Linked DNA regions of Homo sapiens: region 1 is linked to region 2. A link is a loop called in an ENCODE intact Hi-C map of the cell type or tissue named here. Cell type or tissue: PC-3. All regions are shown on one strand.

Region 1 (8,000 bases), 440 kb after region 2:
TTGCTGTATCTGAAAATAATACCACACCATTAAGAATGTAAGTGAAAAGGAAGTGTCTAAGGCACTGGAATCTTTGTACAACTTAATCGTTTAGATAAATTTGAAATTTAAAAATGCTTTAAAATAGGGATAAACTCTCCAAGATTCTGAGTTTACAAAAAAATTTCCAGTGTTTTAAGCAATTACTTTTCTTATGTAAATCCCAGATAAGATGTAGAGGTACTTATCAACAAACTGACTCCAGATTTCTATCAATGAGCCTAATAATATTATAATGATAGTTTAAATACTAGGCTGAAGGACATTAATAATGGAGATTAAAGTAAAAGATGTATATTTAAATTAATTCAGTTAAATTTTGTTAATTGATACTCATTTCCATTAATTCTGTTTTTGCAACCTTTCAGACTTATCTTTTAGTCTCCAGAGGCAGAAAAAAAGCAGAAAAGGTTGTTGAAATTCTTCACATTGATTTCAGGGCAATGATCTCAAACGGCGCAGTGGGAACCCGCAAATTTAAGAGGTAAGGGAAGCAAATGGACTCACTGGGAACTTTATCAGGTAAGAGGCAGCCAGACTTAAAGAATAGCCCTGCTGCTAAAGAGAAGGAAAATCTTCTCTGGCAACATCTTTCATTCTCCATCCTTTTCATTAAGAGAAAACACAGGGCGGGCGCGGTGGCTCACACCTGTAATCCCAGCACTTTGGGAGGCCGAGGCGGGCGGATCACGAGGTCAGGAAATCGAGACCATCCTGGCTAACACGGTGAAACCCCGTCTCCATTTAAAAAAAAGAAAAATACAAAAATTAGCCGGGCGTGGTGGCGGGCGCCTGTAGTCCCAGCTAGTCGAGAGGCTGAGGCAGGAGAATGGCGTGAACCCGGGAGGCGGAGCTTGCAGTGAGCCGAGATCCCGCCACTGCACTCCAGCCTGGGCGACAGAGCCAGACTCCCTCTCAAAAAAAAAAAAAAAAAAGAGAAAACACTATGGAATCTTGGGAACAACATGGATGACCTACGTGTTTTCTCACAGTCAGACACCTACTTTAGGAATCCAAATGTTAACGCACATGGGGCTTTAGCAAGGAAGAAATCAGAGTACAGAACTTTAATTCAAGTTGTATTTTTGAATTGTGACACTTTTACAATAAAATAATTTTTTTGAAATTTATTAAAATCTCCATTATTGGAGATTAATTTCTTCTGGTCAAAGTCCTGTTACTTTAATGTTATATTAAAGTAAAAATATTCCAAAATGTTTAGCACACTGTTCTACCAACAGCTATTAAAATCTTAACCTGAATTAATTTCTTTAATCAGCTCTAGTATCAGATTTCTCATTTAGAGAGACAGGGTAATGATTTTTAAACTAGTATGATGAATCGACACAAAATTTTCTTTCCTAAAGTAGATTCCATGGAACACGATTTTCTGAAGTAGCCACATGGGAGAAAAATGGTTCAAAGTTTTAAGAAGTGCAGGACATACTGCCTGTATTGATCCTTTTTAGAGGTTCACCATGCATATTAGAAAAGTCTTTGAGAAACTGATTTAACTAGTTACAGAAAGTCACAAATTTCCTCATTTGCCCAGTGTGATCCGCAACATTAATTGACATACCGTGATATTAATACCCTGAGTAAAACTTGGGAACTAGATGTCGAGGACATGAATAGTATCATTGGGTATATTAATTATCTGTTGCCATGCAGTAAATTTTATTATATCAGAGTTTTCCAGGGTCAGGAGTCCAGGCAATGGCTTAGCTTATCTGGGTTTACTGCTCATGGTAAAAGGCTGAAATCATGAAATCAGTGAGGTCTGCAGCTTGGAAGATTCTCTTCCAAGCTCAACTGGTTGTTGGCACAATTCATTTCCTTGTTGCTGTAGGACTCACAGGGCTTGCTTCTGCAAGCCCAGAGAGAGAATCTCTGTGACTTTAAGTTTCTGACCTGTAGATCCCCTTTTAAAGGGCTCACCTGATTAGAATAGGCCTATCTAGAATAACCTTTATTTTAATTAAGTCAACTGATTAGGAAACTTAATTGCATCTGCAAAATCCCATCACCTTTGTCTTATAATCTAACCACTGGTGTAACACTTGTTATAGTCACAAATCCCATCTCCACCCAAGGGCATGGGATTATACAAAGGTTTGGATACCAGGGGAAGGGAATCACAAGGACATCTGGGGACTCAATAAACCATATTGGGGAACTTTAAAGAAAGGAATATACATAGTAGAGAGCTGAAAGGAGAAGAGAAAATGTTAATATCATAAAAGAACTTTAAACCCACAATTATCCTAGCTCCCAAAGGCCAACCCAAAGCCACTATCTCAATAAAAATAATTACCATGTCACTGACTGAATTCTTCACACTGTTTTAACTAAAAGACAAATTAATCAATTTTAGTAAGACCTATGGCAAAATGTATCATATTTTCATTTAGGTACCTATTGCTGAAACTTTTAATCCAGACTTAAAGTAAACATACAAGAACATAAGCATTATTTTCTGGCACCTATTCCCCTTTCTTAACATAATGCCATTCTAGCATTTTCTTCCCGTAGACATTTAGGCCCATTATCACAGCACAACAGAGTAAAAATACATTGCCAGAAGCCTGAAAAAATAACATGCTTTTCTTAAGAAATGGAAAAAGATAGATAAATAATCATCCATAAGCAAAAAGTTCAATAAAATTTAAATTAAAATTCTAATAACTAGAATCTAGATTTCCAAGGTTATATTTTATCAAAATTATCTTCACTAAAACATTGCAAAATTTTTCTGATTAAATATAATCACCATTTAAAATTTTTTCCTATTTGGCATTTATTAAATTTTCCTTTTAAAACAATTTGTTTAACCTTTACATTATGTTTAAACTTAAGAAAAAGAAAGAATACCATGAAAAAAGAAAGTAAGGAGAGGATAAAATATTATTTTTATCATAATTAATTTTCTGAAATAAATTAATATTTTTAATTTAGAAATACACACCACAGAAAATAACATACACTAAAATCTTTTGCTGTCTTTATTATTGTATTAAATTGTACCTAATATACTTTTTAAGTGAAAGTAGAGTCTCATTCCTCTATTTACAATGATGGTCTTTTGTCTATCGATTAAAAAAAATTTTTTTGCTTCTCTTTTCAACAGGAAGCATGAGATCACAGATAAAGCTTAAGCTCATATGTCTGGATAGAGCACTATTCTTTGTACCAGTTATACACTGTACACATTGCATATTTTAAATTATTTATGTTTCAGAGGAAAGGGTTAGCTAGGTGATTTACGTACTACTGGTAAAATCCCAGTCCACAAAACTAGCTGTACAGAAGACAATTGAAACTTACTCCTGAATATTTATAAATCATTCCAGAGTTAAGATAATAATGTAATTCTCAAAAATAACAGTGAAAAGCAAGAAAAGTTCCTTTTGGAGAAATAAAACAATAGATCCAAGTTTCAAATCCCTCTGGGTTAGGCCGTAAATCAGGTAAAAAGATATAATTTCATGCCAAGCCAATTCTCTATTAGAAAGGGAATGTGGGTTCTGGGAGGCATGCACTTAATCTGACTTATGCACACCACAGTGTTGTCCATAGAATGTACAAATAACCCCATAAGAAAGGTTAATCAAATGTGCACTGTGACTTAGGATAAAATGCCTGGGACGGCTGACCAATTCGATTCATATCTCCTAGTGGAGATCCATAATGTCTCAATTCTTAATTATCTAGTCTTTTGTGCATTAAAAAAAAATGGCCAATAAAATGTCAGCCAAGAAACACACTGTTCATTCCTTTCAGGTTTATTTTAAACCTATTGCACTTAGGCTAGAGCTAAATCAATTTTTCATGAATATCTACCCCGGTAGATTGCACCTCTAGCCAATTCAGATCCCCAGAGAATTTTAAAAAAGAGATTTATCAAGTAACAAGTAACACCTCAGGAAAAAGAAACAGGGTTTTTAATTGCTTTGTGTGCTCCGTAATTGAAGGCAGGCACCTTCTTGAGGCGCTCGCTGCCAGGAGGAGTGAGACTCCACTTGGCCCTGCCTAATTAATCCTGTGATACAAACCTTCTGGCTTCAATTTTCACATTTCTGTCTCTTTTTAGAGGTGATAATAAAACTAAAAATTTATGTTGGTTACTGTATGACTATAACTGTGCCAGCAGAACGCAAATAAAACCATATGGGCTAAGGAGACCTTGTCTCCATATTTCTGGTTTCCCTGTGGCACGAGGTACCAGGGCAAGCTTTGTGCTAACAAGAAAAGGTAGGGAAAACTCAGTAGCGGGGTGGAAGTGCAGGTCAACCCGTTCTTATGAGTTTGCTCTGTTAAGATGACTCATTGAAACATATGCCTTTTTTATTGACAAAATTTTTCTCAAAATAGAATCGTACACTCTGAAAGCTCAATGGCTCAGTGACTGCATATCACTAAACAGTACTAGAGCTTTTAATGAAAGACAAATTGGGCAGCTTAGCCTTTAAAAAAAGCTGTCAGAGTGACAAGTGCAGGGTCTATTATCTTAATAGCTTACATATTAAGATGAGTAAAACACATCCTTTAGAACTTTGTCCATGACACCAGCAACATCGTAGCTGAGCTGTGATGCATAATGCATCCCACATCGTGAATTGGCTCCATTGCTGACACAGGTCAAAATTATTTTGCTTTTATGGAGAACCTTGATTTGTAATGTGACATTATTGTTATATGTCTGGTGGAATGATACTTAAAGAGGAGGCAAACAAATGGGGAGAATAATAGCACCTATGGGGTAGTAGTTTACACAGAAAAATAGTAGTTTCAAAGATTGGCATAAATTCGAAGGGTATATTGTGCCTGCTGTTCACAAATAATGGATTTTTTTTTAAGAGAAAGAAATTTCTAAAAATTATGTTACTTAAATTATTTTTATAGGTGGTTAAAACTTTCACAGGTTATATCATTTTCTTTACCTTTGTTTCTTTGAAATCTGTTTATTTTGAACAGTTTCCACTCTTTCTGCTGAATTTTTAAAAATATGGGAGCCATCTGGTGGTCAACAATTATAATTTTTCTTAAAAATTAAATAATGTTTTATTATAAAATAAAGTGCTGTCTAATTTTAAAATTTGGTAAGATCTTCTTTTTTTCCCCAGTAGAATTATTTTTTACAAAGGCACTAATTCAATACTCTCATAGGCTTAGTCAAATAAATTCTGCGCATGAAACTTTTAAAATATACTGTTTTCACGGTACATTCCATTCATTTTTTACAAATATCAAATGGACTCTTCTTTCCATATTGTTCATGTATTTACCAAGAAGTAATTTAAATCATGCAAGGAGTTGAGAAAAATACAAATATGTCCTTGAAAGTTTTATAATATGTGAGTTTTTATACTTTTTAAAATAAAGCAAGTGATTTTTATAGAATATTCTGCATAAAGGGGAAGCTTTGGGAACAAGGTCCAGGATTCCATAAATATACATGGATATGGAAGATAATTTTAAAAGGAAAGACTTAAATGCAAAACCTTAACTATAAAAGTTCAAGTTCTGGCCAGTGATATGTGAAACATCAAAACAGAACTGACATTAATAGCAATTGTTGAAGTTCTACATACCTTGTTCACATGACTTAAAATAAGCTGCTCACCTTCTAAACTAGTATATTGAATGTATGTATATATGTGTGTATCTATAATACACACATATAAAATGTGGTCTGTTGTGAGTATATTAAAACTGACCATTTCACTCTAATCTCTACCTCATGATTAAACTGTAGAATTCTTTTTGTTGTTGTTGTTAGGTTCTGTTAACTGCTTTTATTGCTATTTAACACACACTGAATATTTACTCTATGGCAGGTTTTTGATTACAAGCTTTTATAAATAATCTCTTTAGGCTGGGGATAGTGGTAAGCACCTGTATTCCCAGCAAATCCAGAGGCTAAAGTGGGTGGAACACTTGAGTCCAGGAGTTTGAGGTCAACCTGTGCAACATAATGAAACCCCTTCTGTAATAAAATAAAATAAAATGATTTTGTTGAATCTATGTAAAATACTACCCAATGGGTACCATTATTCTCCCATTTATTTTCTGAAGCATATGCGGCTCAGAGAAGTTATGAAACATCAATACAAGTGAGTGGCCTTGGCTTTACCCCAATTCTAACTCCAATTTCTGTACGTTTATCTACCATTCAAAACTAAAATGGCCACTAGACACTCTAATCACTTGTAGTTTGTCTGTTCAACAACATAATTACGTCCTCAATCAGCTTTGAATTGGAAGGGAAAGCACCAGCCTTATAAGCCAAATCTGTTACTTATCTATCAGGTTCCATGGGAGGTAAAGTAATAAGGAGAAATGAAATATCATTGTAATTGTCACTGAGTGTTTAGTTCATTAGGCACTCTTTCTTCCTTCTCTTCTGGAGCAAACTCTTTCCCTTCCACTCAGGGTTGGCTTTCTTCTGCTTCAACTCTGGAGGGAATGCCAATCGCGAAACTCTGGGGATTGGGCATGTAGTGCAGGCCTGGCCACTGTGACATGTCCAGGAGAGAGCAGGGGACCTAAGCCAGAACAAGCAAAGGCATTCCCTGGTATTCTTTACCCTTCTGGGAAGAAGGGTGGTGAGAGCTCCTTCCTTCAGATCTCCAAGTTGAAATGATATAGGCATGAAGCTTCACTCAACCCCTGGGCCTCTTGCCAGAACCCTCCACATGCACTCCTCAGTACTTGGGGAACAGAAAGGAATGAGATGAATGCACATGGCTACAAGAAACGAGAACTAACAGAAAATAAAAAGCCTCGAGACTTTCACTTGATCTAGCTAAGAGCTCTAAAGCAGTGTTATTTCTTCAGAACTTCCTTCAGTGTTTGAGCTACCCAGGAATTCTTCCAGTAAACTTGTTTGCTGGGTTTTGTTTTTGCTGTGGTTGTTTTGCCTTGAGCTAGTTTGAGTTGGATTTTTGTCACTTGAACACAGGAAGCCATTAGACTGTACAATTACAAAATATTAGGTTCTCCTATGGTAGAAAACAGAGATAACCACTGTTACCGAATAGTATCTTTCGGGTGGGTTTTAAAATAAACAGTTTCCCTAGGAAAAGAGCCAGCCTGCCTGCATATGGCAGGGAAGTGTGACACAAAGCACCAGACTGGTTTTGGCAAACACAGGGAGGAGCCAATTTCCAAAAGCTCTACAGTTTTAATCCCCACTGGCATGCAATGTTTGTTTGTATCTCACCCTTCTATGTGTAAAACTGGACTCAAAATTTGCACACTTAAGGAATCTCTCTCTCTCTTCCTCTCTCTCTCTCTCTCACACACACACACACACCCCTCTTCCTGATTTTCTTGATTTTGATATGATCTCATTTGGGCCAGAAGTAATGCCTCCTAGAACTCTATCTTCCTGGTCTACTAAGAAAATAAAGTGGTACACATATTGTAAGGAAAGTGTAAATGTGGATGAAAGCAGAACAAATTTAGCTATTGTGACTAGAGACACAGGATTCATTAAGCCAAAAATCATACGCTTTTGAGGTGAAGCCCTCTAGCTTGGTATCCCAGCTTTGCCACTTATGTGCTGTGTAAGCCAGTTGCTCTGGATGGCCATTTTCTTTTCAATACAAGGGGTGAATATCAAGGTCAATGATATAGCTTGACTGTGTCCCCACCCAAATCTCATCTTGAATTTTCACGTGTTGTGGGAGGGACCCGGTGGGAGGTAATTAAGTAATGGGGGCAGGTCTTTCCCATGCTGTTCTCATGATAGTGAATAAGTCTCATGAGATCTGATGGTTTTATACAGGGTAGTTTCCCTGCACAAGCCCTTTTTTTGCCTGCTGCCATCCGTGTAAGATGTGACTTGCTCCTCCTTGTCTTCTACCATGATTGTGAGGCCTCCCCAGTTATGTGGAACTGTAAGTTCATTAAACCTCTTTTTCTTCCTGGTCTCTGGTATGCATTTATCAGTAGCGTAA
Region 2 (8,000 bases):
TCTACATCCTCACTAAGATTTGTGTTGTCACTACTTTTTTTATTTTAACCATTCTAATAAAAGCATATGCTATCTTATTGTGGTTTTAATCTGTATTTCCTTAATGGAAAATAATATTGAATATCTTCCTATGTACTTATTTTCCATTTCCATATTCTCATCAGTGAAGTGGCTGTTCATATCTTTTGCTCATTTTCTATTAAATTATTTGTTTTTTTACTTGAGTTTTCATATTTTTTAAATGCTACTCCTTTCTCCAGTATGTGTTTTGAAACTATTTTCTCTCAGTCTGTAGGTAGCTTTTTTTTCATCCTCTTAACGAATGAAACATCCTCTGTCTTTCACAGAGCAAAGGTTTCTAATTACAAGGTTTAACGTTTCAGTTTTTCCTTTTATGGATCAAGCTTTTGGTGTCATCTAAGAATTTTTGCTTATCCCTAAATCTCTAAAATTATGTCCCATTTTTTCCTACAACTTTTAGTGTTTGTGTTTTAATCTATTTTTTTCAGGGGCTTTTTTGTTGTTGTTTAATTTGTGAGGTATAGGCTAATATTCTTTTTGTTTGCCAATGGAATATAATCTATCCAACATCATTTGTTGATAAGATTATCTTTTCTCTACTGAATTGTTTTTGTACCTTTTAAAAAACTGCACAAGTAAATATGTTTGGCTAATTTGAAATGTCTTAAAATAGAAACGGTTACTTTCAATCTTTTAATTCATATTTCTCATCTATAACCACTAGATGGCGAGATTGGCTTTTATAAGTTTATAAATTATTAGCAACAGGTCCCTGAAATTTTTGATATGGCCTTAGTGAAATTTTATACTCAGAGCTTTAATGTATTATAGTTGTTAAAAAAGTAATTTTACAAAAAGAGCTCTAAATATTTAAGGAGAAGTACAATATTAGTTTATTTTAGAATGTTAGAACCCTCATTCAGTTTTAATAGTGAACTTAGAAAATGAGACAGAAATTAGGCAAATGTTAAGCACTAAGGTAGTGTACATGTGAGTCCTCATGCGTCATTTTTCAAGAACTGTATATTTTTCTAATTCACAGAAAAAATATAAAATTCCTTGATGAATCTTTTAATAAGTTGTCTTTTTTTTTACATTTTTTTCATGTGTATGTCCATACTTACATATTATAGGCCTTGATTTCCAAAAAAAAAAAAAAAAAAAAAAAAAAAGCCCTTTCAATTAGAAAGATGTTTATTGACTTTGAAGACAAAGATATGAAGAACAAAGATTTGTCAAAGTGAGAAGAAATCTGTTGGGAAACATTTGTATTTTGCGATAGCTCTGTGAGATGTCTGTAATTTTTTACTGAAATATTTGAATCCATTTCATTAGTGTTAATTATTATTAGATATACTTATGTTAGTAAAATGAATACATGCATTGGATTGTGCTTCCAGTTTGTCATTTACCTAAAAGAAGTGTGGGAGTGCTCATTACCTGATGACATTGAGTAGTATAGCGAGCAAAACCTGGTTAAAATAGAAAAAAAAAAATCCATGTGTTTCTTTAATAGTCCTTCTCACTGTTCTATATGTCTGCTAATTATTAAATATCATTTTTACATTTTTTCTTGAGGAAACTACTTATTTAACATGGAAACTTATCTAATGAGGTATTGAGAGAAAGAGGGAGAGAGAGGTGTTCTGATGCATTTTTCACATACTCTAGAAATATATAAGCTATACTACATATCTACAGAAGTATAATTATAGTTTTATAGTTATAAATATAACAATTATTTTTTTAATTGCCAGATTTTAGGCTATGTGGAAAAAAAATTATTTAATTGCTGAAGCTATATTTAATTTTCTCATCATTTAACTTTTAGAGACATCAGTTTATTAAGTCAGCAATTGCTATAAAGCACTTTCTTCACTCAGCTTCATGAATACCATTTTATCATTAAGTCTTTAAAAGATCAATGTATAACCATGTGGCATGATGGAAAATCTGGGCTTAAGACAGGTTCAAGACCTAGGTCTTTCATTTTAACTTACTATGTAATTAACCTTACGTTTTAAAAAATTCTGTTATGTACCAGGCACTATAATAAACTCTTGAGATAGATAGATAGATGATAGATTGCCAGCTACATGTCCCAAGTGTTTATAATAGCTATCGATTTATCTATCATCTGTCTATCAATCATCTGTCTGTCTGTCTGTCTGTCTGTCTGTCTGTGTCTTGCTTCATCTTAATAATGACCCTACACTTCAGGTAATAGTACTCACATTTTATGGAACAGAAACCATGGCTCTGCAGGTTTAAGTCACTGGCCTGGGATAACAGAGCTGGCCAGTGGCAGATGGAGTATTTGAACACATCTTATTCTGAAGCCTACTTTACCTCAACTTCATCCTTTTACTACTCTGGGCTAGCTCCATCTATGTCATCTGTAAAATGGGCAAATACAAGAACATGAATCCTAACATACTTCTGATTCTAAAATATTCCTCTCTGGTGTTGTGAGGGAAGATTTTCAGCTCTTTCGGAGTTGACTTAGTTCCCCAAGGCATTCGTTTTACCAAAGCAGCACTCACCAAGGTCAAGGAAAACCTTTGAAATTTCCAGTTAAAAAAATAGACATGCATATATGTATAAAATATCCTCTTATGATCTTTGATAGTATTTAGTATTTTTACTGATTAAAGTTTTTTTTTCTTTTTCTGGGATAAGAACTACTCCAAGAACATGACAACTAGCAGAAAATGAGAGCTGAAGTAGTGTGATGAAATGGAAAGGAACATTTCATTAGTAACTGTAGAGAAAGGAAAAATGAGCTGTTCTTGCTCATAATGTGGATCCAGTAGAAAGTACCAGACCCAATAAACAAATAATTGATTAGAAATATAGCCAAGAACATAGATTCCAAGAGATACCTTTTATAATCCAGGATTCTGTTACCTGATTTGGTTCCATAATAAAAACAAGCACTTACTAACAATTATACATGACATTTATGTTATTTTATACTCTGCAGAAATCTACTTACTGTATTCTTTCTCAGTCTTATTTCAAGCAATTAAAAAATTGTTTGTCTTGTCATGTTGAAGGTCTCAGTTAATGTAAAGTTAATAAAACCGAATCCTTGTCCTGTCCCCTATAATAGTGTAGAAGGCAAGAATAAAAACTCAATTGTCATATATATGTGATTTGTTTATTCTTATAAAGATATATAAATATATAGTGAATTAGTAATAATGAGATAAGCTTGTCCTCTGAGCTTTCCAGCCACTAGATGGAGAACATGCTTTGTGAAATAGTATATGAGAATGAGGAAATCAAGCCAACTTAACTTTGCTGTCTGGGCAAAATTTGTTAATTTGGGTCATATATTAGACTTTTCTGTTTTAGTGGTCAATGTGGTTCAATTTTAAGTTAGGGCATAATTTGCACAATAACTAAAGTTGAAATTAATACTCAGAAACAAACCATACTCTATTTAGAACTAAAATCCATTAAGTTGTCTGAATTACAGGAAGAAGCTGACCAATGAAGATAAAGCCAATTTGTTACATTGGAACAGCTGAACTGGTGAAAAAATTAATATAGCATCCAGCAATCAAAGGATAGGATTAAACTCCAATGAAGTCACTTTGTTTCGTTTTTAACTCTTAAGAAGATCGTTAGCCAAACTGTTTCAAATGGCACCTGGGTTAACACTATCATGAAAATTTTTTTGATCTAGCAAACTTGAAATAATGGCTTCACATTTCTTAATTTCCAGCTTTTAAGCAAATTATTCTGGACTTTGACATCAGTGATCTATGTGGATAGTAACATAGCTATTTTAAATATGCTTGCTCATCCCTCGACTAGTCAAAATTAGGCAGGAAAATGTTATGCTACGGCAGGCAGCCTTATGATGACTGAAATTATAGAAATTACATAAAATTATGTCAACAAATGGCAATAACTTGATATATCAAAATATAGATAACTCTTTTAAGATGTAATTCTGGCCCTCTTAGTCAAGCGTTTATCTTGAGGGGCCATATTGGCAACTAATTTATACAGGACAAAAGTAAAAGAAGAATCTCTATGAATAGATGGGCAGTGATTGAGTTTAGGTGCCAAGGACAATGCTGAATTTTGGGGCAGTTTTTCCAGTGTTATTGTCCAAGAATGGGAAAGTAACTTTTGCCAAGAAAATTCAATGTTCTACAAGCATAACACCATATGTATATGGCAGAGTCGAGTTGATTGCCATGATTATCTCTCTAGTAAATACCATCAATAGCCTCTACATTAAAAATAAAATTGGAATGTTGAAGAACACAAGTACAAAAATAAAGCCTTAATAAACTAAATTACATTAAAATGATGTTTTATTATTTTATGTTGATTTTATATTATTGCTCAGGAAAATGGACACTCTGCATTTGCCAAGTGGAATAACACATACAAAAGCCCAAGTATATGAGGGTAAATGTTTTCCAAATGTCAAAGTTCTGTAAGAGGATAGCATTTAGTATTTTCTTGTGTTGTTAGACTAGAGAACGATTTCACAATTAGCAGTTTGTCAGAATCATCTGGAATTTTTTTTTACATTTTTATTTTCTTTTAATACAAATACCTTGGGTAGAACTGTAAATATTACAATTTAATAAATCTTATGGGTTTCTCAGGATATTCAGGCCTGGAAACCTTACATTAGGCCACATACCTTCTTCCCAGTAGGGTTTAGACCTTGTCTGCCATTGTAGCATCTGTGCCCAATACAAAGCATAGTCCAAAGTAGAATCTTAGTAACAGTTCAGTAAATAGATGATTAGGGATACTCTCAGCAGTAATAGCAAGTGATACTGTTCTAATTGCATGAGTAATTATTGTTCTTATTCTTCATTTTCTCATTGCTGTATCCCCAGTGCCTTTTACATGATCTATAATAGAGAAAAAGCTAATGGGTACTTGTTTAATGAACAGGTAAACATTCAGAATGCCCTAAAAATGCAGATGTTTCTACCTGAGAATCAACACATAGACCTTGTCAAATCCACAATCAAGCTTTATTTATTCAAGGTGCCATGTTTATCACTTACAGGGATGGCTTCCAGCCACCTGAGCCTTCTCCCTCCTAATAGATTTATCCTTATCAAGATTCCCTGAAATACTGAATGGTCCTTGACTGCTAGAATTTTGACAGAAGTTGGAATGTAGTAACCCATACTAAAAGTACTGTTAGTAATTCAAGAAATACAACGGTAAAATTGGATTTCAACCTTTTAGTTTTATTCCTGTGTACACTTACTTCATGTTAGGAAGTGCTAAAATAAAGCAATACAATACCTATTACATTTGCTTGCAGCAGAAAAATAGGTGACATGTTAGTTTTTTTTCCCCTCACCTATGCAGTTCTGTCTGTAATTTAGTGAGATGACTAATGGCTCAAATACAGAAAAGCCAACTTTAAATGGATTATTTTGTGACTGTCTCAGTCAAACACTTCATGACTGCAAACATTTTTATTCCACTAATTTAATTGTTTTATTTTGTTATTCAAAATTAAACTCAGAAGAAAAGAAACTTACCTCTCAAGTCAACAATGAATCTTCCTCCCATTTGAAGTGGTATTAAGAATGTACAAGAAAGTTTGTTTCTTTGTTTATATAGCACTATCTAAATGTTGTTTCATCTGAAATAAATTAAGCAGTTCCACAGCCCCACTTTGGAAACATACACCAACTTAATAAAGACTGGATATGAAAGTTTCGGAAATGTAGGGAACTTAAAAATTAGGAGTGTCCCATTCATGTCTGTAATAAGACTTTTCAGGGAAGGGATAGTCGGGAAGAGAGTCCATATGATGTTGAAAGTCAATAAAATGTCCGAGAACCAGAACAGCTCCTTTTCGTTCTTTGGTGACTATATTGAAGACTTTGTTAAATCATCACTTTAAATTTGTGAAGAGGTAGAATTCTAATTCAGATTTTCCCATTCCCATTGCTCTCTTTCGTAAAAGTCCCTGTCATTTTTTCCAAGCCTCCTATTCTTCCATGTTATGCCTCAGATATTACAGTCTAGGATGACTGATACAAGTGCCTAACAGCACATAATGTTATACATCATCTGTAGCTTGTACAGTTTTTATTCCAAAGGTCCTTTGCTCAAACCTTTAATTGACCAACTCAATCTACAAAGCTCTGTGCAGATACCACCTCTTCTGGGGTTTCTAACTCACTCTAGTTGACTTGCAATATTTTCCCATGTGTTCCTTTAGCTTCCTATGCATGCATTTACAACAATGGTTCTCAACTTTGCTGAATCATGAAAGGATATCTGGCCCCCATACAAAATAATTTTCTATTAATTGGACTAGTTTACTGCCTTAGCATTGGGATCTTAAAAGCTTCCAAAGTGATGCTAATACACAGCCAAGGTTGAGAACCACTGTTCCATGGTTTTATCTTATTTTATTGAAATTTTCTGTTTGTATGTCTGAACCTTCTGTGTGGTCAAGAATTATGCCATGCTGGCTTGGCACAGTAGCTCACTCCTGTAATCCCAGCACTTTGGGAGGCCAAGGCGGGCAGATCACCTGAGGTCAGGAGTTGGAGACCAACCTGGCCAACATGGTGAAAACCCCTCTCTACTAAAAATACAAAAATTAGCCCGGCATGGTGGTGGGTGCCTGTAATCCCAGCTGCTCGGGAGGCTGAGACAGGAGAATCGCTTGAACCCGGGAGGCGGAGGTTTCAGTGAGCCAAGATGGCGGCACTGCACTCCAGCCTGGGCAACAAAGAGCAAAACTCTGTCTTAAAAAAAAAAATTATATCATGGTTATTTGATTTACAGAATTACTGCCAAATAGCATATACATACCCAAAAACAGTTGATGACATAAATTGAATTAATGAGAGAGAGCCTAGAAAGAATCAGATTTGAGGAAGTCATGAGGATTCCTTTAAGCGGTTGAATGTGAATAAAAAGAGAGAAATAGTGGGTGAGGGCTATATAGTAGATAGGCTGTTCCTTAAATTAAAACATGGTTATATTTATATGCAGAAAGCAAGTGAGGGAGAAATCAATGAAATTTGAAAGCCCCTAAGAAGAGAGCATAGTTATTTAAGTAGATAGGAGAAAGAGAAAAATACAGATTCGTATGCATTTAAACTCATAAAGGAAGAAAAAACATGGCCCAGTCAAAATTTCTGTACCATTCCTTTATGATAAGAATATACAAAATGCACTGAAGAATTAAAAATGAGAAAAACAACATCCTTAAATTTGAAAGACAAGGTTACCAGTCACTCCACTAACCCAAAACAATGCAACATTTCTAAGAAGAGGCAGTATCTCTGTCATTGACTTTTCCTAGTACAAGCCAGTCCCACAAAGTATAAGAATTTACAACAATACGTATAAAATTAAAGTGCAAACAAGTATGAACCAAAAACTTAAGGAATGAAACTCCCGAAAAGCAGTATGTGTGATGTCTTTATTTTGTAAAGATTGTGTTTTCTATTACCTCATTATGGTTTTCTGCTTTCTGTATACCCTGCTTCTGCTTTTTATTTTTTTCTTTATTTCTTTTATAAAAAGTCCTCTGAGACATTTAATTTGCAGAGCACTAGAGAAAAATTTCACCAAAAATGAGGAAGTAAAGTGAAATTTAAACAATGACCTTCCCTTTCCTCAGACATACACACGTGTAACAGATTTATACGCCTTATTGTAAACATTCTGCTACATCTTTCCTCCACCCGCTACAAGGAGTTAGAGAATCTGCTTTTAACAAGGAAGATAAATGTACCAAATGTCACTGAGCCTCAGGGGGATCAGAGATGGTAAAACAAGTGGTTTAATGTTCTGATTTTCTTTTTCTAATGCATGCACTGAGTTATATTTTCAACCAATCTCTGAAACCACACAGCAGAGTCTGACCTCTGTGTGGGCTAAGAAACATTCGCACCAATGAATCAAGCAGATAAACAATCATTCTCTTATGGTAGGTATGTGAATGGTTTCAAAGGAAT

Evidence for each region. Hi-C counts contacts between places; a loop is a spot of excess contacts. Peaks named below come from ENCODE experiments on the same cell type or tissue, not always from the same donor. Only the 100,000 strongest peaks of a DNase experiment are listed, where the experiment ranks them.
Region 1: a loop joins it to region 2, with 10 times the contacts of the local background. A loop is called at or near these places in 19 of 110 quality-filtered maps.

What each region holds. Positions count from the first base shown.
Region 1 is chr7:13,720,751-13,728,750 of GRCh38, forward strand. It overlaps LOC105375161 (a long non-coding RNA gene), which reads left to right. Exons shown (of 4, transcript XR_007060216.1): 1 at 1-523; 2 at 7,829-7,940. Among named protein-coding and RNA genes, the nearest start is that of ETV1, 260 kb to the right of the region's middle. In PC-3, a CTCF peak has its summit at 4,861; a DNase peak (open chromatin) is centred at 4,331; H3K4me3 peaks cover 420 bases; H3K27ac peaks cover 1,198 bases.
Region 2 is chr7:13,279,299-13,287,298 of GRCh38, forward strand. No RefSeq gene overlaps it. Among named protein-coding and RNA genes, the nearest start is that of ARL4A, 600 kb to the left of the region's middle. In PC-3, CTCF peaks have their summits at 746 (motif pointing right) and 3,282 (motif pointing right); no DNase peak of the experiment used is centred here.